2 separate regions of the Homo sapiens genome follow, and region 1 is linked to region 2. Evidence: read pairs that join two places in POLR2A ChIA-PET (ENCODE). Cell type or tissue: Panc1. All regions are shown on one strand. Each heading gives the region's core, and the rest is flanking DNA. Links, peaks and the distances in the headings are about the cores only. Region 1 overlaps RPS27A (ribosomal protein S27a). Region 2 has its middle 59 kb from the start of RTN4.

Region 1 (8,000 bases), core at 1-8,000, 130 kb before region 2:
CTTTTTTTTTTAAAAGCACCATTACTGCCCCCTCTCCCTACTCCTCCTGGTTCTTTACTATCCCAAGGTTGATTTCTCATATCTTTCATCAGACTTCTGAATGTTCCTAACACTGTAATCACCCTATTCAGTTCTTTCCTTCATCTTTTACTTTTGGCTGCCTATCTTTGGTAATTGATAACTTTATACATCGTATCTTTTTACAGCAAAAGTTCTTTTTAGCTTTATAAGCCTAGAAGGCAGGGAACTGTCTTTATTAGTTGAATTTATGATACACAAAAAGGGGGACTCATGACTGTTAAATAAAGTCGAACACCTAGTAAAGCAAAAACATTTGTTGAGTGATTAGGAATCATTTAGGAAAGAGATGCTTTGAAACCTGACTTGATTAGAGTTAGATATCACCTCTACTACTGAAAAGGATAGAGGTAACATCTAACTGATTAATTAAAAGTATTTGGTAGGCACTGACTGGCTTAGCACTGTGCTGTAATACAGATAGTGTATTGAAAGATATTGAAATGACTTTTTTTTTTCTTTTTTTTTTTTTTGGAGACAGAGCCTCACTCTTTTGCCCAGGCTGGAGTGCAGTGGCACGGTCTCGGCTCACTGCAACCTCTGCCTCCCAAGGGATTCTCCTGCCACAGCCCCCACCGAGTAGCTGGGATTATAGGCGTGCACCACCATGCCTGGCTAATTTTGTATTTTTAGTAGAGACAGGGTTTCACCATGTTGGCCAGGCTGGTCTTGAACCCCTGACCTAGGTGGTCTACCTGTTTTGGCCTCCCAAAGTGCTGGAATTACAGGCATGAGCCGTTGTGCCTAGCCAATTGAATGACTTCTTTTTCTTGAGACGGAGTTTTGCTTTTGTCAACCAGGCTGGAGTACAATGGCGCAATCTTGGCTCATTGCCACCTCTCCCTCCTGGGTTCAAGCGATTCTCCTGCCCCAGCTTCCCGAGTAGCTGGGATTATAGGCACCCACGACCACACCTGGCTAATTCTTATATTTTTAGCATAGATAAGGTTTCATCATGTTGGCCAGTTTGGTCTCAAACTCCTGACCTCACGTGATCCACCCACCTCGGCCTCCCAAAGTCCTGGGATTACAGGCGTGAGCCACTGCACCCGGCCTGAATGGCTTCTTAATGATAGGACTTTCAAGGTGATTGTGTTTTTCTCCTGATTAAACTGTTTGGGTTAATTTTTTTCATTCATTTTGTTTAAGACAAGAGTGTTTTGCTTTTTTTTCTTTTTGGGTTGGTTTTTTTTTTTTTGAGACAGAGTCTTGCTCTGTCGCCCAGGCTGGAGTGCAGTGGCGTAATCTTGGCTCACCGCACCCACCACCTCCTGGGTTCAAGAGATGTTCCTGCCTTAGTTTCCTGAGTAGCTGGGATTATAGGTGTCTGCCACCATGCCTGGCTAATTTTTGTATTTTTAGTAGAGACAGGGTGTCACCATGTTGGTCAAGCTGGTCTTGAACTCCCAACCTCAGGTGATCCACCCACCTCGGCCTCCCAAAGTGCTGGGATTACAGGCGTGAGCCACCGTGCCCGTCCAGGTTAATTTTTTTCATTCATTTTGTTTAAGACAAGAGTGTTTTGCTTTTTTTTTTCTCCCAAAGTATTTACAGTTAAATATATTATTTGTTTGTTGGTAAAATGGTCAGCTCCATGAAACTTGCTTCTTAAAAATAACTCTTGACCTTTACCAATTAAGTCACTATTTTTCCATCCACCCCTTTAAGTCACTATTTTTGGGCATCTTTTGGCCATCTGAATACCTAAGTGCAAACCACAAAAATTGTAGACAATAAGATTATAATTTAATAATGTAATTGTTATTAAAATGAAGGAATAGTATTTTAGCCCTGGTCATTTTTTGTGTTTTTATTTCTCTGGTATGAAAATCAAATTTTGTTTAGCATACTGCTTTACACGTTATAGGCACTTAATGTTCCTTAAATGAATGGGTTTAAAATTATAAAGAAATTTTCTTTGTTAAACAAGCCACAATACAGTTTATAAAATTCTTTCATCAATTGGAAAACGTACTAGTTTTGGTGAGAAAAAAAGTCATAGACCTTCTAACCTCCTCTAATTGCTATTTTTTTTTGAGATGGAGTTTTGCTCTATTTGCCCAGGCTGGAGTGCAGTGGCGCGATCTCAGCTCACTGCAACCTCCGCCTCCCGGGTTCAAGCGATTCTCCTGTCTCGGCCTCCTGAGTAGCTGGAATTACAGGTGCCACCACCACGCCCGGCTAATTTTGTATTTTTAGTAGAGACAGGGTTTCACCATGTTGGCCAGGCTGGTCTTGAACTCCTGACCTCAGGCGATCCACCTGCCTCAGCTTCCCAAAGTGATGGGATTACAGGCGTGAGCCACTGCACCTGGCCTCTTATTTGCTATTTTAATTTAGAAAATAAAACAATTTAGATTCAAGTTTCTGCTTGAAAGACAAATAAATGATTATAATGTAATCGTTGTGCTACTTCATTGATCATATTTCTGTTTGCTAGGTGTTATATATGGCTTTAATGTGAATGCAGGCAATGTTATCCAACAGTCAGCTGCAAAAAAAGGAGTAAAAATTAAACTTCACAAAATAATTTACCGTCTTGTTGAAGATTTGCAAGAGGAACTGAGCAGCAGATTACCCTGTGCTGTGGAAGAGCACCCAGTAGGTGAGTGATCACTGAATGTTACTTTTAAAAATTAGTATATTAGGTGCTATAAATAGCACTTCAAAGCAAAGCTTAGAGGAAACGTTTTCAATGTTGAAAGATATATCCTGTGTTCTAGAAAAAAATGACTACCATGAGAATCCATTGTAACTTCTTATGTAAACACCTGCCCTGTGTAACACATTGTGCCTGTGCCTTGATGATACAAAAGCAAATAAGGAATTAGGAACTTGCCCTCCAGTTTAAATATGAACAAATAATTATAATACAAATTACACTACTATTGAACGCATAAAGATTATTAACAGTGTCATGGAAAGAGCTGTTGACTTTGTTGTGGGGCTGGCAGAGAAGTCTACCATAAGAAGAAAATTTACATTTAAATATTAAATATTTAAAAATATTGTTTCTAGCATATATCATAGCCAGAGTAAAGACTGAGTATATTTAAAATTGATTAAATCACCTCATCTGTTTTTTTTCCTCCCCACGTAGATTTTGTGTTTTTTTATTAACTTTTAATTTTGATAATAGTTTTAAATTTCCAGAAAAATTGCAAGAGAAAAACCAGGAACTCCTATATATCTTTTACCTAATTCACCAGTTGTTTACATTTTGTCCTATTTGCCTCATTTTTGTCCTGCTCCATGCACACGTGATGTTTTTTCCCTGGACCATTTGAAAATGTTTGAGATATAGTGCCCATTTGCCTCTAAATATGTACATCTGCTAAGCAAAAGGATACTATCTTATAAAACTACAGAACTAATCAAACTCAGGAAATTTAACACTTATTTGTACAATGCTCTTATCTAATACACAGTCCATATTCACATTTTGTCCGTTGTCCCAACAGTATACTTTTTTTCCCCAGTCCAGGATCATGGATTATAATATATCCATGTTGTCATATCTCTCTAGCTCCATTTAATCTGGAACAGTTCTTCAATTTTTGTTTTTGACCTTGACATTTTTGAAGCATATTGGACAGCTATTTTGTAGAATGTACCTTGATTTGGATTTGTCCAGTGTTTCCCCATGATGAGATTTGATTTTGCATTTTTGGTCTACATAACAGATTTATTATTTTAGGTTTTTCTGACCTGCTCAACATGATCGTACAGAGATTTTTATGTTCTTGTGCTAAGAGCAATGTGGAAAACTGAGTCATGAGGGTTTCTAGGATTAAGCAAAGACACCAGTCAGATAACACTAACAAATAACAGTAGTAAAATAGCACCCTAGAAAATTGGTTCATTATAGTGCCTGTTACTTCATTATTGGAATTTGTATTTTTAGTCAGTGAAAAAAAACAGACTCGGCCGGGCATGGTGGCTCATGCCTGTAATCCCAGCACTTTGGGAGGTCGAGGCGGGCGGATCACCTGAGGATGGGAGTTCAAGACCAGTCTGACCAACATGGTGAAACCCCGTCTTTACTAAAAATACAAAATTAGCCAGGCGTGGTGGCGCATTCCTGTAATCCCAGCTACTTGGGAGGCTGAGGCAGGAGAATCGCTTGAACCCAGGAGGCGGAGTTTGCTGGTGAGCCAAGATCGCGCCATTGCACTCCAGCCTGGGCAACAAGAGCGAAACTCCATCTCAAAAAAAAAAAAAAAAAACCAGGCTCAGAATTAGTAGAATTAGTACTTCTAAGTAGATATAAATTACCTGTGGCAAAATGAAAAATAATGAGGTCAGGTGCAGTGGCTCAAGCGTGTCATCCGAGGACTTTGGGAGGCTGAGGTAGGAGCATCGCTTGAGGCCACGAATTCAAGACCAGCCTCCACAACAAGAAAGATAAAAATAAAAAAATTAGTGGGCATGGTGGCACGCACCTGTAGTCTTAGCTATCTAGAAGAACTGCTTGAGCCCAGGAGCTTGAGGGTACAGTGAGCTATGATCATGCCACTGCACTCCAGCCTGGGTGACCCATCTATAAAAATTTTTTTTAAAAAATAACAGAGAAATAAAGTAATGATAGATGATCTACTCTAGAAAATATATTGAAGGAAAGCTTAAAACAAGGTTTTCATGGAGCAGACAAGAATAGGCAAAGATGGCTGGGTGCAGTGGCTCACGCCTGTAATTTCAGCACTTTGAGAGTCTGAGGTGGGTGGATCACTTGAGGTCAGGAGTTTGAGACCAGCCTGGCCAACATGGTGAAACCCCGTCTCTACTAACAATATAAAAATCAGCTGGATGTGGTTGTGGGCGCCTGTAATCCCAGCTACTCGGGAGGCTGAGGCATGAGAATCGCTTAAACCCCGGAGGTGGAGGTTGCAGTGAGCCAAGATCACACCACTGCACTCCAGCCTGGATGACAGAGTGAGACTCTGTCTCAAAAAAAAAAAAAAAAAAAGAAAAAAAGAAAAGGAAAAGAATAGCCAAAGATTTTCATTCATTTTTATTCTTAATATTGGTCAGGAAAATAAAATTGGAGTTAAAGAAACCCAGACTTTTTTCTAGGCATGAATTTGGATTTTTGTCATACCTTTAATTCTTATACCACAGAATGTCAGAAATTACGTATTTATCAGAATCTTTAGTTTTCTGCACATTAATGTTCTCTTCTTCCTAAAGGTGAGGCATCTATACTAGCTACCTTCTCTGTAACAGAAGGGAAGAAAAAAGTTCCTGTGGCTGGCTGCAGAGTCCAAAAGGGACAGTTAGAAAAACAAAAAAAATTTAAACTAACCCGTAATGGACATGTAATTTGGAAGGGTAAGCAACATCAAAATCTCCTATAATAGCATATCCAGTCACCAAGACCTGTTGACTATATAACCATCTGAAATCTGTTCATCTTTCATGCCCATAATCTCAGCTCAGGCCATTTCTTATTGCTATTGAAACCCCTAAATTGTCTGTAGTTGATGGGTTCCCTTTGCCTGAGATGTATGTTGGTTTTACCCATTCAAGTCCTGAGTACCATCCTGTCCTCAGCAAAAAGTTTATGTCTACCTTTGAAATAGGAGATTTAGGTTATTTTGTTACAAATCAAGTCTTATTCACAGCAAACTTCATTTTTGAGGGGGTTCCCCTGGTATTTAGTCCCATCATTTAACTTGACAAGACCATAAAATTTTTAAGAATTTCAGTGTAATTTCCTGGTTAACACCACATAATGTAGTATTTAGTAGGTACTTATCATTTATTGAATATACTAACCTTAAATTATCTTTTTTAAGGCTCATTAACCTCATTGAAACACCATAAAGATGACATTTCAATTGTCAAAACGGGAATGGATTGTGGTCTCAGTTTAGATGAAGACAATATGGAATTTCAAGTGGGAGACAGAATTGTTTGTTATGAAGAAAAGCAAATTCAAGCCAAGACTTCTTGGGATCCAGGATTTTAAAATTACATTAAAAATGTAAATAACTCAACGTGTTGTTTGTTTGAAGGTAGAAATGCACTACTACTGGCCAAAAAGTATCTAAGTTGTTTTACCATGTGTTCATATGCATTTGCACAAACTGTCAAAGTGCTCAGAAATAGGAAACCTTATTTAAGGATGCCTCCAACTAGAAATCCTTGAATGGAAAGACTGGCAATATGGTAAAAGTGAATTGTTATTTATACATCACCGATTTCTTTCAAGTGTATGCTTTAGTTAAGAGGCTTATCAAGTGAACCAGCTTTCCCTGAATTGAGCTCCGAAGGAAGATAGGCTACCCCAGTCCTGCTTGAAACTAAACTGTCTTTTACTGTTAACAGTACAAATAAGTAATCATTCCTTTATAGGGATCCATCCTGAACAAACATTAAATTCCCAAGCGTTGTACAACAGACAGCAAGCATTCCACTGAAACACCCAGAGACTGAGGATGCATTTTGTTTTTTTTGGAAGCAGGGTTTTGTCCAGGCTGAAATGCAATGCATAATTAATTACAACTCCTGGGCTCAAGGGATCCTTTTGTCTCAGACTTCCCAGTAGGCAGGACCATAGGAGTCAGCCTACTTTTTTTTTTTTTTTTTTTTTTTTTACAGAGATGGGGGTCTTGCTATGGTGCCCAGGCTGCTCTTGAACTCCTGGACACTCAAGTGATCCTCCCAAAGCATAGGGATTACAGGCACCCCACAACAAAGAATTACCTGGCCCCAAATGTCTGTTGTGTTGAGGTCAAGAAATGGACAGAAACACAAACTGGCTTATATTTAGACAACTTACATTAAATATAACTTCTGCCAAAGTATAGGTAGTCTAAGAATTGAAAATATCAAGACCTTTACAAGTGGTTGGCACCTGGCAGGTATACAGAACCACTGGGTCACATAATCCCCAGAGGCAACATTCACACAGCGATAGCAGTAGCACTACTAAAAGGAAATGGTGTGACCATCAATTTGGTGCTTAAAAACCATTCTTTTTACTGCAATAAAACCCAACAATAAATGTTAGTTCATGTCTTTTATTAACTCATACAGTTACTTGTCTTCTGGTTTGTTGAAACAGTAAGTCAGACAACATTTGCCACAATAATGTCTGTCAAAGTGACTTGCCATAAACACCCCAGCACCACATTCATCAGAAGGGCACTCTCGACGAAGGCGACTAATTTTGCCATTCTCATCCACCTGAAAAGCACAAACCTGCTGTTAAGATAATTTTACAACACATTCTGAAGTCTAATTTAAGTGACTCAAAATATTTAAGCTTTTAACTGTGTAATACTGGTGGTTTTGGTGCTTACAAACCAAAGCACCCTAAATTCTCACCAGTTATCATTGCTACAATGAAAACATTCAGAAGTCTTGGGACTTTTGAACACTAAAGGCCAGCTTTGCAAGTGGTAGACAAAGGTAAAGACCTGAACCCAAACCCGACTTTAAACTCAGAACCCTATTACATAACTGATTTCAAATACCAAACAGGAAAAACCCCAGAAAGTCTGAATTTCTCATTTCCAGAATACCTCATTTAAACCAAAGTGGGATAATATTGGGTGTTTAAGTCCAAGAAAATATTGACAAGTACTATAAAGATTAAGTTTTCCAAATAAGCCAAGACTTTGCTGACATTCTGCCCTTTAACTGGCTCACCTTATAATATTTCAGGACAGCCAGCTTAACCTTCTTTCTCTTGTGCTTATTCTTCTTGGGAGTGGTGTAAGACTTCTTCTTCCTTTTCTTAGCACCACCACGAAGTCTCAACACAAGATGAAGAGTAGACTCCTGTTAATGGAAGAATGAAGCAAGCTTTCATGATTCCACTAAGAATGGGCACACCCAACATTATGCATTTTCTAATTAAAAGCAGTAGCAGCACACAATAACATTTGAGGGAATCTTGCAGCCCCCAAACCCAATAA
Region 2 (16,451 bases), core at 3,785-11,784:
TTCAGGAGCCTCGAAACCCAATATTCAACCAGTGTGTGACATTGGATCAGGTCCAAGATGACCCAGGGCTATTTCAAGGTCTCACATGTCTGTCTTTATGCTTTTTTCATTGAAGTTTTCTGATCCATCACGTAAGAAACAGCTATCTGGCCGGGTGCGGTGGCTCACACCTGTAATCCCGGCACTTTGGGAGGCCAAGGCAGGTGGATCACTTGGGGTCAGGAGTTCAAGACTGGCCTGATCAACATGATGAAACCCCATCTCTGCTAAAAATACAAAAATCAGCCAGGCATGGTGGCGAACACATGTAGCCCCAGCTACTTGGGAGGCTGCAGCAGGAGAATTGCTTGAACCCAGGAGGTGGAGGTTGCAGACAGCCAAGATTGCACCACTGCACTCCAGCCTGGGTGACAGAGCAAGACTCCATCTCAAAAAAAAAAAAAAAAGGAAAAAAAGAAAGAAAAAGAAACAGCTATGCATAAAGGAGAGTTCTGGGAAGTGTCGAAGAGATGAGACATCTAAGTTGCAGTTATTGACCAGTCTTTTCCCCTAGAATCTTGCTCCCCACAGAGGTTAAGGGCATGGTCTTTTAAGTCAGACCAACCTGAATTCTGGTCCTGCCTCTGCCACTCATTAGCTGTGTGACTATAAGTTCATCCTCATCTTAGAATGGAGATTATAATAATAGTACATACCTCATGGGGCTATTTTGATGATTAATTAAGAAATGCTCGTAAAGTGCTTAGCATCTGCCTAATAATTCTAGCTAACAGTGAATGCTTCCAATGTATCAGCTACTGGAATCCTATATAATTGATTCTATTGTTATCCTGAATTTCAGACGAGGAAACTGAGGCTCAGAGAGGTTAAGAAACTTACCCAGGATCCCATGGCTAATATGTGGTGTGGAGGCATTTTAACACTCTTAACCACTGTGTTGTATATCTATTTTTATCATCATTTGAAGTCAAGGCTCTGATATTCTTGATATGTTTCTCCCATTATCTGTTTCAAACCTCTTACATGGCTTCTAGCACAGCCAGAGTCTTATCAGCTGCTGGTCCAGGATCAGCCTGATGAAACAATTAGAAATGAGGCCCCGGCAGTGACTCATGCCTATAATCCTAGCACTTTGGGAGGCCAGGCGGGAGGATAGCTTGAGGCCAGGAGTTTGAGACCAGCCTGGGCAACAAAGTGAGACCCAATCTCAAAAAAAAAAAAAAAAAAAAAGACTAGTCCCCATCTCCTTGTTATATGATCCTCTTTTGGGGTTGTCTCTCACAATGGAAGCTAATGGCCACAACAGTAGCCATGTTGAATGCACCCAGAGGGTCTTTGCTGTCACTTTACAAAGCACTAGCTTACTAGCTTACCCTGAAGCCTTGAATCACACTGAGCTGGGATTCTGCAGCACTGAGTCATCAAAATGTTTCAAGGGTTAAAAAATGGTCATAAGAGGATGGCATAAAGGAACTGTGGGGAGGAGGTAGTAGTTTCATAGCAGCACACTGGTGACTTTAACTTTGAGCCAGATATACAAGTTGCTAGATTTCCCTGCCCATATGTGGTAAGAGGAGAAGCAATGTACAGAAAGGATGAGCTAGACAGAATGCTTTTCTTCTATTGATGACAAAAACATAGTGCCCCGGAATAGACTACTGAGGGGCTATTGGGAGCAGACTGCTTTCTTGGGCAGTAGCATTAGTAGCTTAAGACGGGGGTGGACCCCAGCCTTCGTTTCTCATGATTTTGTGATAAGGATGTTATCTCTTTATTCTCAGATTTCTAGAAATCTTCTACAGTGTGGTGGGCAAAATCGTGCCTCCTCTCCATAGATGTCCACATCCTAATCCCTGTTACCTATATATATAGATGGGCCCAGTGTAATCACGGAAGTTCTTATAAGAGAATGAGAGAAGCAGGAGAGTCAGTTTCATAGTGATGTAATGTGAGAAAGACTCAACCAGCTATTGCTGGCTTTGAAGATGAAGGAAGGGGACCAGGAGTCAAGGAATGTGGGAGCTTTTAGAAGCCAGAAAAGGCATAGAAACAGATTGTCCTCTAGTGCTTGTAGAAAGGAATACAGACCTTCTGACATCTTGATTTTAGCCTAGTAAGATTCATGTCAGACTTCTGACCTACAGAGCTGATAAGATAATAAATGTGTGTTGTTTTAAGCCACTAATTTGTAGTAACTAGTTATATAAACCACAAAAAGCTAATATGCATAATTTAACCCATATACCAAGAATATGATTTGGAAAATCAAATTGTCTGAAGGGAGAAGTTTTTATATTCTCTCCTAGCTGTGGCTTCTGTATCCCAAGTACATGAAACCTGTCAGCCCACATGCATGTGCTGGTGTGGCATCAATGGTGGTAACAGTTAATAAATACCTCTATCTCGTAAGGCATCTTTAAGCTGATGCACCCTCTAGTGAACCTGGGACTGACAAGGGGAGATGAATGGGGGTGGCTATTCTTCACGCTATTGCCACCCGTGAGCATTTGCACCCAGGGAAGCTTCAGAGGAGGAACGTGCCTTTTTAAAGGCAGTCTGGAGAACAGGTGTACTAACTTTCTGTGGTTCTCTGGAGTTACTTATTTACTTGTTTATTTATTTAGAGACAGAGTCTCACTGTATCACCCAGCCTGGAGTGCAGTGCCGCAATCTTGGCTCACTGCAACCTCCACCTCCTGGGTTCAAGCAATTCTCCTGCCTCAGCCTCCCAAGTAGCTGGGATTACAGGCGTGCGTCACCACGCTCATCTAATTTTTGTATTTTTAGTAGCGACGGGGTTTCACCATGTCAGCCAGGCTGGTCTCGAACTCCTGACCTCAAGTAATCCACCTGCCTCGGCCTCCTAAAGTGATGGGATTACAAGTGTGAGCCACCACGCCCGGCCTGGAGTTAATCAGGAGACATCAAACATGACCTGGACTTTGGAGCCTCCTTGTTCCTTTCCAGCTCCATCCCCTTCATAGAGAAGTGAGTTTCTCCTTTGCTGACTCACATTTCAAACTGCAAAGTGGAGCTGCAGACTAATTCACAAAAGAGAGAGGTGGAACAAACCAACACTTGGTGCAAATGGTGCACCAAGTCCCAGAATGAAAAAGTGACATCATAAAATATTCTAAGTGTGCCTGTCTTATTATAGACTAATGTAAAGACAGACGATTCCAAACTGCTGACTGGAAAAATATAAATCTAGCTATATTTTCCGATAAATTGTATATTTAGCATTTTAAGATGAAAACAAAACTTTCAACAAGTACAAAGAAAATCAAGTTTTGAAAAATTCATGGTTTCCAAAGCAAATTTGTGAGGCCATTTCAGGGAGCAATAGGCTCAGCATAGATGTTTCTTTCACAGCCCAGTTTAGTTGCCTAGGACCCAGGTTCAGAAGCAGTTGATATTCTGTTTTTGGCCAGGAAGGGATGGCCGAGAACATTCCCAAGAGCAGTGAAGGGCCTGTGTTTGGCACCAGACTATTAGACAGGTGGTTCCTTAGCCTTCTGATTCTGGGCTGGTCAGTCAGTCATGGTCTCCAGTCACTTTGGACTGGGGGTCACCTCTCCCTCACCTTCTACAGGAGTAATAGGTGCTTCTAGCAACTCTTGGGTAGGGTAGAGTTGGGATGATGTGGGTTGTGAAACCAGGCTGATAGAGCCAATTTACTTACACTGGACTGCATGGACCCTACAGGTCCGGAGTGAGAGGTCACTTGCTGGACGGAAATCCATAATATTGTTCAATTGAAACAAGGGCTACTGCAGCAACTTCTCCCCCAGAGCAACTACCACCACCACCCTTGTCTCTTTTACCCACTTCAGAGAGACAGACAGAAGCTTTCCAAAAGAGGACAGAGTAGCCAGGGATGCTAAATGAGTGGGAGGTAGTCATAGTCTCACCTGAGATCCTCCTCTGTTGTTTGTGAGTATTGATAAGGCTTGAATTCAGTTCCACATTGACCTGAACATGCCCCAGTCTGTAGAAACCACAGTTCTGAAGTCCTGAGGGATCCTCTTCTACAGGTAAGCAAGGCTTCCACACATAAAGAAGAGAATACACCTTTTCCCACCCCAGGAAGCCTTGGACTGCACTGCTTACCCTCCTCGCAGAAGAAAGGAGAGGGCTTCTTTTGGTGGTGGCCTTTTTATTTTTCTAGCAACAGCACAGGACATAGCCTTTCTCTTAATGTCAGGTCACGGTCTTCCTCCTTCTCACACCAGTGCTGGTGGTTTTTGGGGCCCTGGAATCACAGTGTGGCCAGGGCCTTCTATCTATGGACCATCCACTGAGCTCCCAGTTGCTCACGTTGATCTTGCCACAATTTTTCTTTCTACAGTTTGTTGTCATGTGTCTAGAGAGCAATTTTTCCATCTTTGTAAATGTCAGACTGTTGCTGCTTCCTCTTTTTGTTTTTAGCTATTTGGTTGCTCCAGAAACTCCAGCTGGGGGTTGGCAGAAGAAATAAAACAAGGAAGCCAGAGCCATGAGCAGCTCTGAATAAATAGCGGCTGAAGTGGCAAGGACAATGAAAATAACAGATAATCCCCAACTCTCTTTTGATGATACAATTGGAGTTCTCCTCTGGTAGATAATTCATCAGAGCTGTTCATGGCTATGCTCGAGCCGCAAGGCGGGGCTGGGAGCCAGCGGCAGCGTGGATGCTGGGAGCTTCAGGGTCAGGTTCCAGCAGGGCCTCTGAGGACTGCTGCAGACACAGCTGAGGCAGCCCGGCTCCAGGCTCGCTGGAGGGGCTGTGTCTGGGGAGATGCTTCTCTATAAAAAGCTTAGAGGTCAGTGTGGAGCTTCCTATTCTTTCCTCTGGCCGTGCTTAGATTTAGAACAATACTAGTGTGGAAAGTGCAGCTGCTCTAAAGCCAGTAGTGTTGACGTGGTTGGGAGCCTAGACCCCTAACCCCACAGTCTGGGCTCAAGCCTTGCTTAATCACCACTTGACTTTGGCTCTGTGACCTCTGGTTTCCTCACCTGTAAAATGAGGATTTTACGGGGTTGCTGTCCGGGGGTAGATGAGGCAACATATGCCAAGTGCTTAGCAAATGATAAGTGTTCAGTCAGTGGTACCTTTCTTCTTAGTATTATTTGTCATTGTCACCACCATCATCTCAGCCCAGTGCAGGTGAGCTGGGAAGGTAGGCCTCATATAGTCCTGAACACGCTCCCCCACAGGGGGCCTCTCAGAGCCTCTGAGCTCCTCACAAAGCCAAGGCACGCTCTTTCTGGAGTTTGGTAGCATTTAATAGGAAGGTATTGCCTAGGTGGTTGCTTCCTCTTGAGTGTCGCCATTGGAGCAGGATCCCCAGAGACTCATTGCAATTAACTGCTTCTGGTGGTTGAAGCAGTTTTGAGAGCAGTGCGTGCCCACAGAGGCGGATTTCAACACGCTGAGTCATACTGCAGGGTCTGCCGGCAGAGCTGGTCACAAGGCAGGAGGCAGGCAGCATTCGGGAAGATGGATAGACATGGGGTGAGGTAGATTTTTTAAGGACATTTCAGTGAATATCTGTTCAATGTGTCTGGATAAAGGAAGGGTGGACATTAACGTTTTTTCAACACTTACTCTGTACATGGCCCCTACAGTTGGGCTTCGATTTCGTTGAATTTCCTCCAAACTAGCCAGTGGAGACCCCTCCTCCTAAACAGCCCCAAACACCCTCCTGAGTGGGTCCTTAGGAGAGGTCTGTGACTCCCAGCAGAGGGTGGGAGGTGCTGTGGAAGGCAAAGCCACTTTCGTGGGCCTGGATTGGGGAACAATCCTCCCTCTGCTCCCACAAACACTAGCTAGGTGGATTTATGCGAACAGGAGTGAGGAACATTTATTTCTGTCTGAGGTTGAGTAAGGTGTCACAAAAGGCAGTGACTTTATTTATTATCTCACTATGGGATGAGAATCTGCTTTCCACAGTTGCTATGGATATTTCGTTGTTTCTGTTGATACCACCATCTATTTGGGCCTAAGATTTGAGGGTGCCTCTGAAAAAGGTTTCTTTGTTATCTCTGTGCTTGCTCTGTTTTTAAAATCTCGGAAGAGTGAGGTTAAAGTGAATTTTTTTTTTTCATGCAAGTATTCCAGTGATCCCTCAAGAATTATTGGAAAATAAAAAGCAACTTTGCAGCTAGCAAATTTCCCAAGGTTAGCAAGCAAGCAAGTAAAAATAAAGACAATTTGTTTTTATTTTGTTTTTATTCTTTTCTTTTTTTCAGACCTTATCCCCCATGCGGAGATACATTATTATTATTATTATTGTTATTTTGAGACACAGTCTTACTCAGTTGCCCCGGCTGGAGTACCGTGGTACGATCTCGGCTCACTGCAACCTCCACCTCCTGGGTTCAAGCAATTCTCCTGCCTCAGCTTCCCAAGTAGCTGGGATTACAGGCATGTGCCACCACGCCCAGCTAATTTTTGTATTTTTAGTAGAGACAGGGTTTTGCCATGTTGACCAGGCTGGTCTTGAACTCCCGATCTCAGGCGACCTGCCTGCCTTGGCCTCCCAAAGTGCTGGGATTATAGGCATGAGCTACCGTGCCTGGCCTGGCGTAGATATATTTTTAATCTGTATTTTTCCTGATTTGAGGTTGGCTTTCTATTTTATTTCTGGAGTAAACACCCTTGACATTTATTTAAAGAATGAGACAGTTTTTTTTAAAGGATCCAAATGGACGTATATGCGCCCTCAGATAGATTGACATTGGTCTGCATTATTGATAAGTAACCAGGAAATGCTGTTTGGGAACATTTGTTTTCTTCATCAGCAAGAATTTTTTGAGCCTTTATTGGCTGTGATATGTCATAGGGTATTCCTGATTGTTCTGTTTGTTTTGATATTATTGTAACCTTGGGCAAATATCTACCATTCTAAGGAAATGGAAGGTGAGAAGGGGTACTCAGGGGCCATTTGGGCTATGCCTCTGCTTCTTTTACAGCTGCTTTCTATTGATGAGAGGCACGAGATTCCAGAATTTTTTTTTTTTTTTTTTTTTGAGACAGGGTCTCCCTCTGTCACCTAGGCTGGAATGCAGTGGCAGAAACTCGGCTCACTGCAACCTCTGCCTCCCAGGCTCAAGCAATCCTCCCACCTCAGCCTCACACGTAGCTGGGACTACAGACATAGGCCACCATACCTGGCTAATTTTTGTATTTTTTGGGTAGAGATGGGGTTTCACCATGTTGCCCAGGCTGGTCTCGAACTCCTGGGCTCAAGCTATCCACCAGTCTCGACTTCCCACAATGCTGGGATTATAGGTGTGAACCACCACGCCCAGCCCTGAGATTCCAGAATTTCTTTTGTTCCTTTCACTATTTATCATCCTTCCCTTATTTTTCTTACCACTTCTGAATATAAATTCAATGTCCACTCTTTTTTGGAAGAGAGAAACAGTTTTCTCCCCAGGGAATAAATAATATCCCTCTACAAGGCTAAGATTGTTTTAGGGTGCTCCCTCAGACTCCTCTTTTCTTGGCTGAGTGATTCCCTTTTTCAAATATTTAGGGCATATTTACTCTCTGCCTGGAGCTCCTGTTTGCCAAAGGGCACTCGGGTCAACATATGCTCTGAGTCACTAGCCATCTGCTCCTTTTTCTTGGACAAACCCCTAACATGGAACATATACAGTAACACCCCCTTGCTCCAGAGCATCAACAAAGTAAACACCCTGCTCCAGTGCTTCCTTTTCTAAAAGGTGTTTTAGCAGAATCAGGGAATTGGGGCATAGCAAGTGAGTATCAGTAACAAATATTTTCAGAGGACAGAAATTCCAGAGATAAATGTCCTTGTCAAAGCTGAGTTACCCTTTTTTCTATTCAAGGCCTACCTAGCTACGTGATACTGTACCTGTTGGTTTTTCTATAGAGTGGAAGGAGTATGAGGTATTTGCTTTTGTAAGCACAGTTAATACCAGAAGTGATCAGCAGAGAAGCAGCTGCATTTGAGTCACCCTGAGCAATTTATTATCAGCATTGACATTTCTTTAACTTTGCATCTATTAATTATTGAAGGGCTCAGGCTGTTCAGTGACTTTGTCCCATGCAGGCATCCACTTGCTGGGTTCTAAAAATTATGGCTGTGCTCTTAAACCTTTAGTGCATTTTTATTTTTAAAGGAATTTAGCACTCTTCTAATATATAACTGTTTTTTTCATTTCAGTATTTCAGGAACTTAAAATTTATCAATCTTTTAACAGCTGTGGCTGAAACGTTTCAAAAGTGTGTGTGTTTAAAGGTTCGATGTATCGATTTAAAACAATCCCACTTCTCATAATTTAGAAATTGTACTTGGAGACGTGTCCAGCTGAGCCTGCTGTCACTTGGAAACGCTGCAGACCTGAAAAAGCTGCTGGCCTTGATCTTCTCTTTGCACAGAGTTTCCTTAGGGATGTGTTTAGCACAGAGCTCCTGGAATTATTCTGTGAGGAATATGGCTGTGAAGAGCTCCTGTAGATTCTTAGTCTTACTATTTTTTGGGATTTTAGTCATAGAAATTGGCCTATGATTAGGCTGGTGCAAAAGTAATTGCGGTTTTTGCCATTAATGTTTTTAATTAAAAGTAAAGGCAAAAACCGCAATTACTTTTGTGCCAACCTAAATATTTATTTCTTTATGGGAATCAAAGTAATAAGAGAGGAGAGGTGGGTAAGGATAGGGGCATGGCCCTGTGGCTTCTTATTTCCAAATCCAGTGTAATCTGCTTTTATTACCCCTCTTCCCCCATCCCTCCACTAGAGCTGCTCTTACTGGTTCTTCTCAAAATTCTGTAAGAAAAACAAACCCTATTCAGTATGGCTAGCAAGGGATTCTGAACCTACTAAACCCTCAGTTCTCAATATTATCATTCACCCTGAGTGGAATTCCAGGCCCATCCCCGATGCTGGAGCCCCTTCACCCTTCTCCCTCTCCTGCCTGGCAAGAGATGAGCACTCAAGTAACTAAATGCTCTCTAGCTTAGAATTTGGGGATTACTACTGAAATGGGCAATTTTTAAAAAAATGCTTAATCACATTTCCCTATAGCTGTCCATATATCTATATACATAAAGAACTGGGCTGGGTGGGTTGGCTCACGCCTGTAATCACAGCACTTTGGGAGGCCGAGGCAGGTGGATCACCTGAAGTCAGGGGTTCGAGACCAGCCTGGCCAACATGGGAAAACCCCATGTCTACTAAAAACACAAAAATTAGCTGGGAATTGTGGCATCGCCTGTAATCCCAGCTAGTTGAGAGGCTGAGGCAGGAGAATCACTTGAACCCAGGAGGCAGAGGTTGCAGTGAGCTGAGATGTGCCACTGCACTCCAGCCTGGGCTATATACAGAGCAAGACTCCATCTCAAAAAAAAAAAGGACCGAATTTAACAGGATGGGAAACGTGTGTTTTAAAGTCCAGTCTCTATGTAGCTAAAGGCATGATGAGGTTGTACAGAATCTAGTGTATATTTATCTATACCACATACAGGCTTTCCAGAGTCATGCAGAACTATTCACAATCTCTGTTTTTGTAATTATAGTTGACCAAGGGTGAGAAATCCTGAGTTGGGATCTCTGTTTGTCTGGGGAGTGGCACAGACATTCCTGATGTTCATAGATACTGGGCCTCTGGATGCCCAGGGCACCCTTTATCTACCCAGAGCCTGACTACCATCTCTGCTCACTTTTGTGTCTGCTTAGCCTGAAGTGCCTGAACTTATTCTATAAATACCAGCCTTGTTGTTCAAATAAGAGCTTCTTTGGATTCCTAGCCACCACAAAACCCCCCCAGATGTACCAGCCAGGCAGTCTCATACTGGCTGTGAGGTTTGTTCTGCCTTCCCCTGTGAGAATGAGCAAGGGCAAGAAAGTAGGGCCTAGAGTAGCCATCACTCACCCTTTCTTTCTTTCCTTTTTTTTTTTTTTTTTTTTGAGGTTCAGTCTTTACATTCAGCAAATTTAAATCCTTACAAGATTTTTTAAAACTTATTTATGAACTGAAAATATTGCTTGCTGATAAAACTTGCTTAAATGCTATCACTGAATGTACAAGTCACTGATTATGCCAATACAAGAAAAATAAGCACATGTTTGATTATTGCAATGTGCCAGACATTCACTGAAAAAAAAAAATACACGCAACTAAACAAAACTCACTCAACAAACATCTGAGAATCTGGGCACTTCATATCAGTGTTTTGAAGTGTTTCATTAATATCTTAAGACAAATGTATCAAAACCTTGGCATGATTTAATTTTGAGTCACCAATTTTGTTTTTATTAACATCAGAAAGTTACAGCTACACTGCCAATGCTGGGTCTGCTTAATTTAAGAGTTTAATATGACTTAACATTAAAAGCTCACACTACTCTAAAATATATGATTTTACACTTACGGTGATATTCAGCATTCAGGTGCTAGTGTTTGTGTACTGTCTTTTGGTTCACTTTCTTTAAACATTCAAAGAATCACTTTTAGGCTTACAAAAATAAATATTTGTTAAAATGTTCAATAAGACGGGGCATGGTGGCTCACGCCTGTAATCCCAACACTTTGGGAGGCCTAGGCCGGTGGATCACCTGGGGTCAGGTGTTCGAGACCAGCCTAGCCAACATGGTGAAACCCCATCTCTACTAAAAATACAAAAATTAGCCGGGCATGGTGGTGCACGCCTGTAATCCCAGCTACTCAGGAGGCTGAGGCAGGAGAATCACTTGAACCCAGGAAGCAGAGGTTGCAGTGAGCCGAGATCACGCCACTGCACTCCAGCCTGGGCAACAACAGCAAAACTCCATTTAAAAAAAAAAGTTTAATAAATATTACATGAAACTTGCAACAAAATGTATCTAGAAATTTGTCATTATCACTTATCCTTTCCTCTCACAACTGTGTGAGGCCCTGGATGAGGGCTTTGGGAGACACAAAGATAACAAACTCAGTCCCAGCTCTCAAGGAGTGTACAGTGTGATGCAATAGAAGATATATGCACAGATGATTATATTATGAGAAAGAAGGAAAAGCTATGGGGGAGGAAGAAGAGGAGGAGGGCAAGAAATTCAGGGTAGGGTGAGCTGTCACCCAAGTGGAATATGTGCGTCTGAGCTGGGACTACAGATGAGGAAGGATTTGAACACAGGAAAATAGGTGAGCTATTTAGAAAATTATGGCTTTGGATCTCTAGCTTATATAACAAACCGAATACCAAATCTCAACAGTATGATATTAAAAAGTACAACCCCCCAAATAGTAGAACATATAATTGAATATGTGCTTTTGAAAAGGTGAAGTATATTTTAAGCATAAGAGAAAAGAAATAAGATACAAAATAAAAGATTGCTTAAAAAATTTATTTTAGAGATGGGGGTCTCCTCCTGTCACCCAGGCTGGCTTGCAGTGGCATGATAATAGCTCACTGTAGCCTCGAACTCCTGGGTGCAAGCGATCCTCTGGCCTCAGCCTCCAGAGTAGTTAGGACTACAGACATGTGCCACTGTACTTGGCTAACTTTTAAATTTTTTGTGGAGTCTGGGGCGGGGTGTCTCTCTATGTTGCCCAGGTTGGTCTTGTATCCCTGGTCACAAGTGTTTCTCCTGCTTCCTTCCCCTCCCAAAGTTCTGGGATTAGGCATGAGCCACCACACTCAGCAGAAAAGATTGCTTTTGACTACAATAAGATTACCTATCATAAACACACTCCACAAAATAAAACAGCAAGGGAGAATGGGGAAATATTTATTACTTAATAATAGATAAAGGGTCAGTAACAATATACAGAGCTTGCGTAAAATAAATTAGAAAAACAATCTCAGCCAGCATGGTGGCTCATGCCTGTAATCCCACAACTTTGGGAAGCTGAAGTGGGCAGATCACTTGAGATCAGGAGTTTGAGACCAGCATGGCCAACATGGCGAAAACCCATCTCTACTAAAAATACAAAAATTAGCCGGGTGTGGTGGCAAATGCCTGTAATCCCAGCTACTCAGGAGGCTGAGGCAGGAGAACTGCTTGAACCTGGGAGGTGGAGGTTGCAGTGAGCCAAGATCGTGCCACTGTACTCCAGCTTGGGTGACAGAGTGAGACTCTGTCTCAAAAAAAAAAAAAAAAAAAACTTCAATAGCAAAAAAAGGGGGGAAGGCAATGAGTAATTCACAAAAAAGAAATATGGAAGGCCTAAAAATGTGAAAAAGTTCACATAAGTAGTAATCAAAGAAATGCTAATGAAAACAATGAGCAGGGCCAGGTGGCTCACGCCTATAATCCCAGCGTTTTGGGAGGACATGGTGAGTGGATTGCTTGAGCTCAGGAGTTTGAGACCAGCCCGGGCAACATGGCAAAACCTCATCTCTACAAAAAATATAAAAATTAGCCTGGCGTAGTGGTATGCTCCTGTGGTCTCAGCTATTTGAGAGGCTGAGGTGGGGAGATCGCTTGAGCCCGAGAGGTTGAGGTTGCAGTGAACCAAGATCGCACCACTGCACTCCAGCCTGGGCGACAGAATGAGACTCTGTTTCAAAAGACATATATAACAAAAAACTAAAACAAAACAATAAACAGATACTACTTCTCATTATTAATCTAGGAAGTTTCTTTTTTTAAAAAAATTATTATTTCCCAATGCTCAGCAAGAAAAATAGGAAGGAATGGATGTCTCTTCATTCAGAGCTGCCCTTAAAAAATAAAAACAAGGCCAGGCACGGTGGCTCACACCTGTAATCCCAGCACTTTGGGAGGCTGAGGCAGGTGGATCACGTGAGGCCATCAGTTTGAGACCAGCTTCGTCAACATGGTGAAATCCTGTCTCTATTAAGAATACAAAAATTAGCCAGATGTGGTGGCATGCGCCTGTAGTCCCAGATACTCGGGAGGCTGAAGCACGAGAATCATGAACCCAGGAGGCGGAGGTTGCAGTGAGCTGAGATCGCAACGCTGCACTCCAGCCTGGGCAACAGAGCAAGACTTGTCTCAAAAATTTAAAAAACAGCCAGGCATGGTGGCTCACGCCTGTAATCCCAGTGCTTTGGGAGGCCGAGGTGGGTGGATCACTTGAGGTCAGGAGTTTGAGACCAGCCTGGCCCACATGGTGAAACCCTGTCTCTACTTAAAAAAAAGCAAAAAAGATTAGCCGTGTGTGGTGGTGCGTGTCTGTAATCTTAGCTGCTGGGGAGGCTGACCCAGGAGAATCGCTTGAACCCAGAAGGTGGAGGTTGCAGTGAGCCCAGCTAGTGCCACTGCACTCCAGACTGGGCAACAGAGCAAGATTCCATCTCAAAATAAATAAGTGAATAAAAAGAACAAAAAACACTTTATTGAGGTACAATTTACATATAAAAAGCTACACATAGGCCAGGTGCGGTGGCTCATTCCTGTAATTGCAGCACTTCGGGAGGCCGAGGTTGGTGGATCACCTGAGGTCAGGAGTTTGAGACCAGCCTGGCCAACATGGTGAAACCCCATCTCTGCTAAATATACAAAAATTAGGCGGGTGTGGTGGTGGGAGCCTGTAATTCTAGCTACTTGGGAGACTGGGGCAGGAGAATCGTTTGAACCCGGGAGGTGGAGGTTGCAGTGAGCCGAGATTGCACCACTGCACTCCACTCTGGGCAACAGAGCGAGACTCCGTTTCAACAACAACAAAAAAGCTACACATTTTTAAAGTATACAACTGTATAGAAGTCTTCTGTGAGACGTAGAAAAAGAGGGAAAAAAATAAAGTACACAGCTCTGTGGGTTTAAGGATAAGTATATACCCATAAAACCATCACTACCATCAAGACCATAAATATATTCATCACCTCCTAAAGTTTTCTCCCAGCCCCTTTATTATTAATATTATTAATTTTTGTGTGTGTATGGGTAAGAACACTCAGTATAAGAGCTACCCTCTTGGACACATTTTAAGTGTACAATACAGTATTGTTAGCTATAGGCACTATGCTATATAATAGGTCTCCAGAACTTATTTATCTTGCATAACTGAAACTTTGTACCCTTTAATCATCATCTCCCCATTTTTCCCTTTCCCAAGTCTCTGGTAACCACAATTCTACTCTCTGCCCTGAGTTCGACTTTTTTAGGTTCCACATGTAAGTGAGATCATACAGTATCTTTCTGTTTCTGGTTTATGTCACTCAGCATAATGTTCTCCAGGTGCATCCTTTTAAAACTCATTGTTTCTTTAAATGTTTTATAAACTTTTAAAAATATACTTCCTTTTTTTTTTTTTTTTCCGGAGTTTTGCCCTTGTTGCTGGAGTGCAATGGTGTGATCTCAGCTCACTGCAACCTCCGCCTCCCGGGTTCAAGTGATTCTCCTGCCTCAGCCTCCCTAGTAGCTGGGATTACAGGCATGTGTCACCATGCCCGGCTTATTTTGTAATTTTAGTAGAGACGGGGTTTCTCCACATTGGTCAGGCTGGTCTCAAACTCCCGACCTCAGGTGATCCGCCCGCCTCAGCCTCCCAAAGTGCTGGGATTACAGGCGTGAGCCACCGCACCCGGCCACGATAGTAACTTCTTAGATTAATAAAGAGATTTGAATTGTCTTTAGAAAAACAATAGAGTTTTGTCTTACAAATTGTTTTTAGAAAATCTATAGAGTTTTGTTTTATAAATCTCTTGGATTCTCCTCTCCTACCTCCTACCCTTCAATACCAGGACCAAAGAGAAGCAGCAGATCCCAAGCACCATGCACTGGCCTATTAGCAGGGACTGGCAGTTGGCCATGTGTCAAGTCCAATCAGCCACCAGATTCTTGTGAGGTCTGCCAACTAAGGACGAATTTCACATCTTAAATGATTAAAAAAAAATCAAAAGAAAAATGACATGTGAAAATTATATAACATTAAAATTTTTAGCGTCCACAAATAAAGTTTTATTGAAACACAGCTATGTCCCTTTGTTTATGTGTAGTTTATGGCTGTTTTGCCGTAAAACAACAGAGTTGAGCCATTTTGGCAGAGACAGCATGGTCCATGGTCCACAAATCCTAAAAGATTTACTATCTGGCCCTTCACAGAAAAGGTTTGCTACCCCCTGGCCTAAAGTAGTAGTTTATATACCATCTTCAAGGGATTTCAGCCTTACAAAAACAAACTAAATTCCATTTAAGTGAACATTTTGATCCCTCCTTCCCTTTCCCCCTTAATCGTCATCTGCTCCAAAGAACTGAAAAATGATTTAGGCATGATTTGGATGGAAAGTTATGAAATAACAATATCTCATCTTTAAGGAATTTGGTGCTCATGATTTTTAAAAATGGACTTGTTAACTTTATGATTCAAAATAAAAGCAGAAGCCTTTTTTTGTCTTAGATTTCAGATGTCACATCTAAAAGTGAAATATCAGTAGAAAACAATAATAAGATTTCACTCTATTTTTCCTTTTCTTTTATATTTGATTTGGAGGTGTGAATATATTTGAACATATATCCTACAGTGTGTGATGATTTTGTGAAATTTGAATGTGCTGATGAAATATACAATCTTTCCAGTCACTTAGCTCTTATGTAGTGAAAAATTCACTTTAACATACAAAATTAATTAATTTGCTTATTGTTTATTCACATGCAGCAGTTCTTCTAATTAATAATTCCTATGCTCCAGGATATCCACAGGGCTGGTTCATACCATCATATGAGGACAGAAATTGGGTTGATCTTTTTCATCTCTGTGTAGCTGGTACTTGCATACCTAGCACATTGCCTGGCACAGACTATGTAGCAGAAATGCATGCTTAATGAATGAAAGTGGTTTGTTGATTGTTCTAAAGATTTCAAAGTTTTAAATTCCATTTGGTTTTGCATATATATAAAAATATACACCAAATCATTTTGGATTCTGAGAAGACTAAGTATACTGTTTTTCAATACTTCAGTTATTGTATTAATAACTTCAATTTTTACAGAAACTTATTAGTATTATAGAATTTCCTGAGAAGCTACCATGAGAAATCTCACTAAAATTATTATTACAATGGATAATGTATTATTTCACTCTTCTGAACAAGTTACAACAACATTGATTTTCAAAAAAATAAACATTTTCTGATTGGAAAAGTAATAAGTATTCATAAGAAATTCAGAAACTATAGGAATATGTAGGAAAAGACAATGATAATCTCACCCCTGGAGATAATCCCTATTAACAACTTGTTTGTTCAGATTTTTTTCTATGCATATGCCAACATGTAAAATAATTATTATTTTACTAAAATATAATCCTACTATACAAACTGTTTGGAGCTTGTTTTTGTTCTCTCATGTTTCTATGTCAAGATTTCAAAATACATTTTATAATTTTAGTGGCTTAATAGTTTCTATTACATAAATTTACCATTATTTATTCACACTTTCCTCTTGACAAATATGTGATTAAAATTACATTTTAATCCAAAGTGTTTTAAGTGTCAAGTAATCTAATGACAGCTATTTTTATAAAATGGTAAGAGTAAAAAAAAAAAATGCTAAGA

Evidence for each region. Peaks named below come from ENCODE experiments on the same cell type or tissue, not always from the same donor. Only the 100,000 strongest peaks of a DNase experiment are listed, where the experiment ranks them.
Region 1: POLR2A ChIA-PET joins it to region 2 with 10 read pairs; 4 of 35 experiments call an interaction of 5 or more read pairs at or near these places.

The regions. Positions count from the first base shown.
Region 1 is chr2:55,234,694-55,242,693 of GRCh38, reverse strand. RPS27A (ribosomal protein S27a) reads right to left here. Exons shown (of 6, transcript NM_002954.6): 5 at 7,732-7,863; 6 at 6,841-7,266. The coding sequence ends at 7,117. MTIF2 (mitochondrial translational initiation factor 2) reads left to right here. Exons shown (of 16, transcript NM_002453.3): 14 at 2,519-2,683; 15 at 5,266-5,406; 16 at 5,874-6,099. The coding sequence ends at 6,046. Among named protein-coding and RNA genes, the nearest start is that of RPS27A, 6.0 kb to the right of the region's middle. In Panc1, for the core only: no CTCF peak of the experiment used is centred there; no DNase peak of the experiment used is centred there; H3K27ac peaks cover 10 bases.
Region 2 is chr2:55,100,871-55,117,321 of GRCh38, reverse strand. It overlaps a transcript of RTN4 not described here. Among named protein-coding and RNA genes, the nearest start is that of RTN4, 59 kb to the right of the region's middle. RefSeq lists an enhancer at 955-1,249. In Panc1, for the core only: no CTCF peak of the experiment used is centred there; DNase peaks (open chromatin) are centred at 5,379, 7,621 and 7,852; H3K27ac peaks cover 6,274 bases.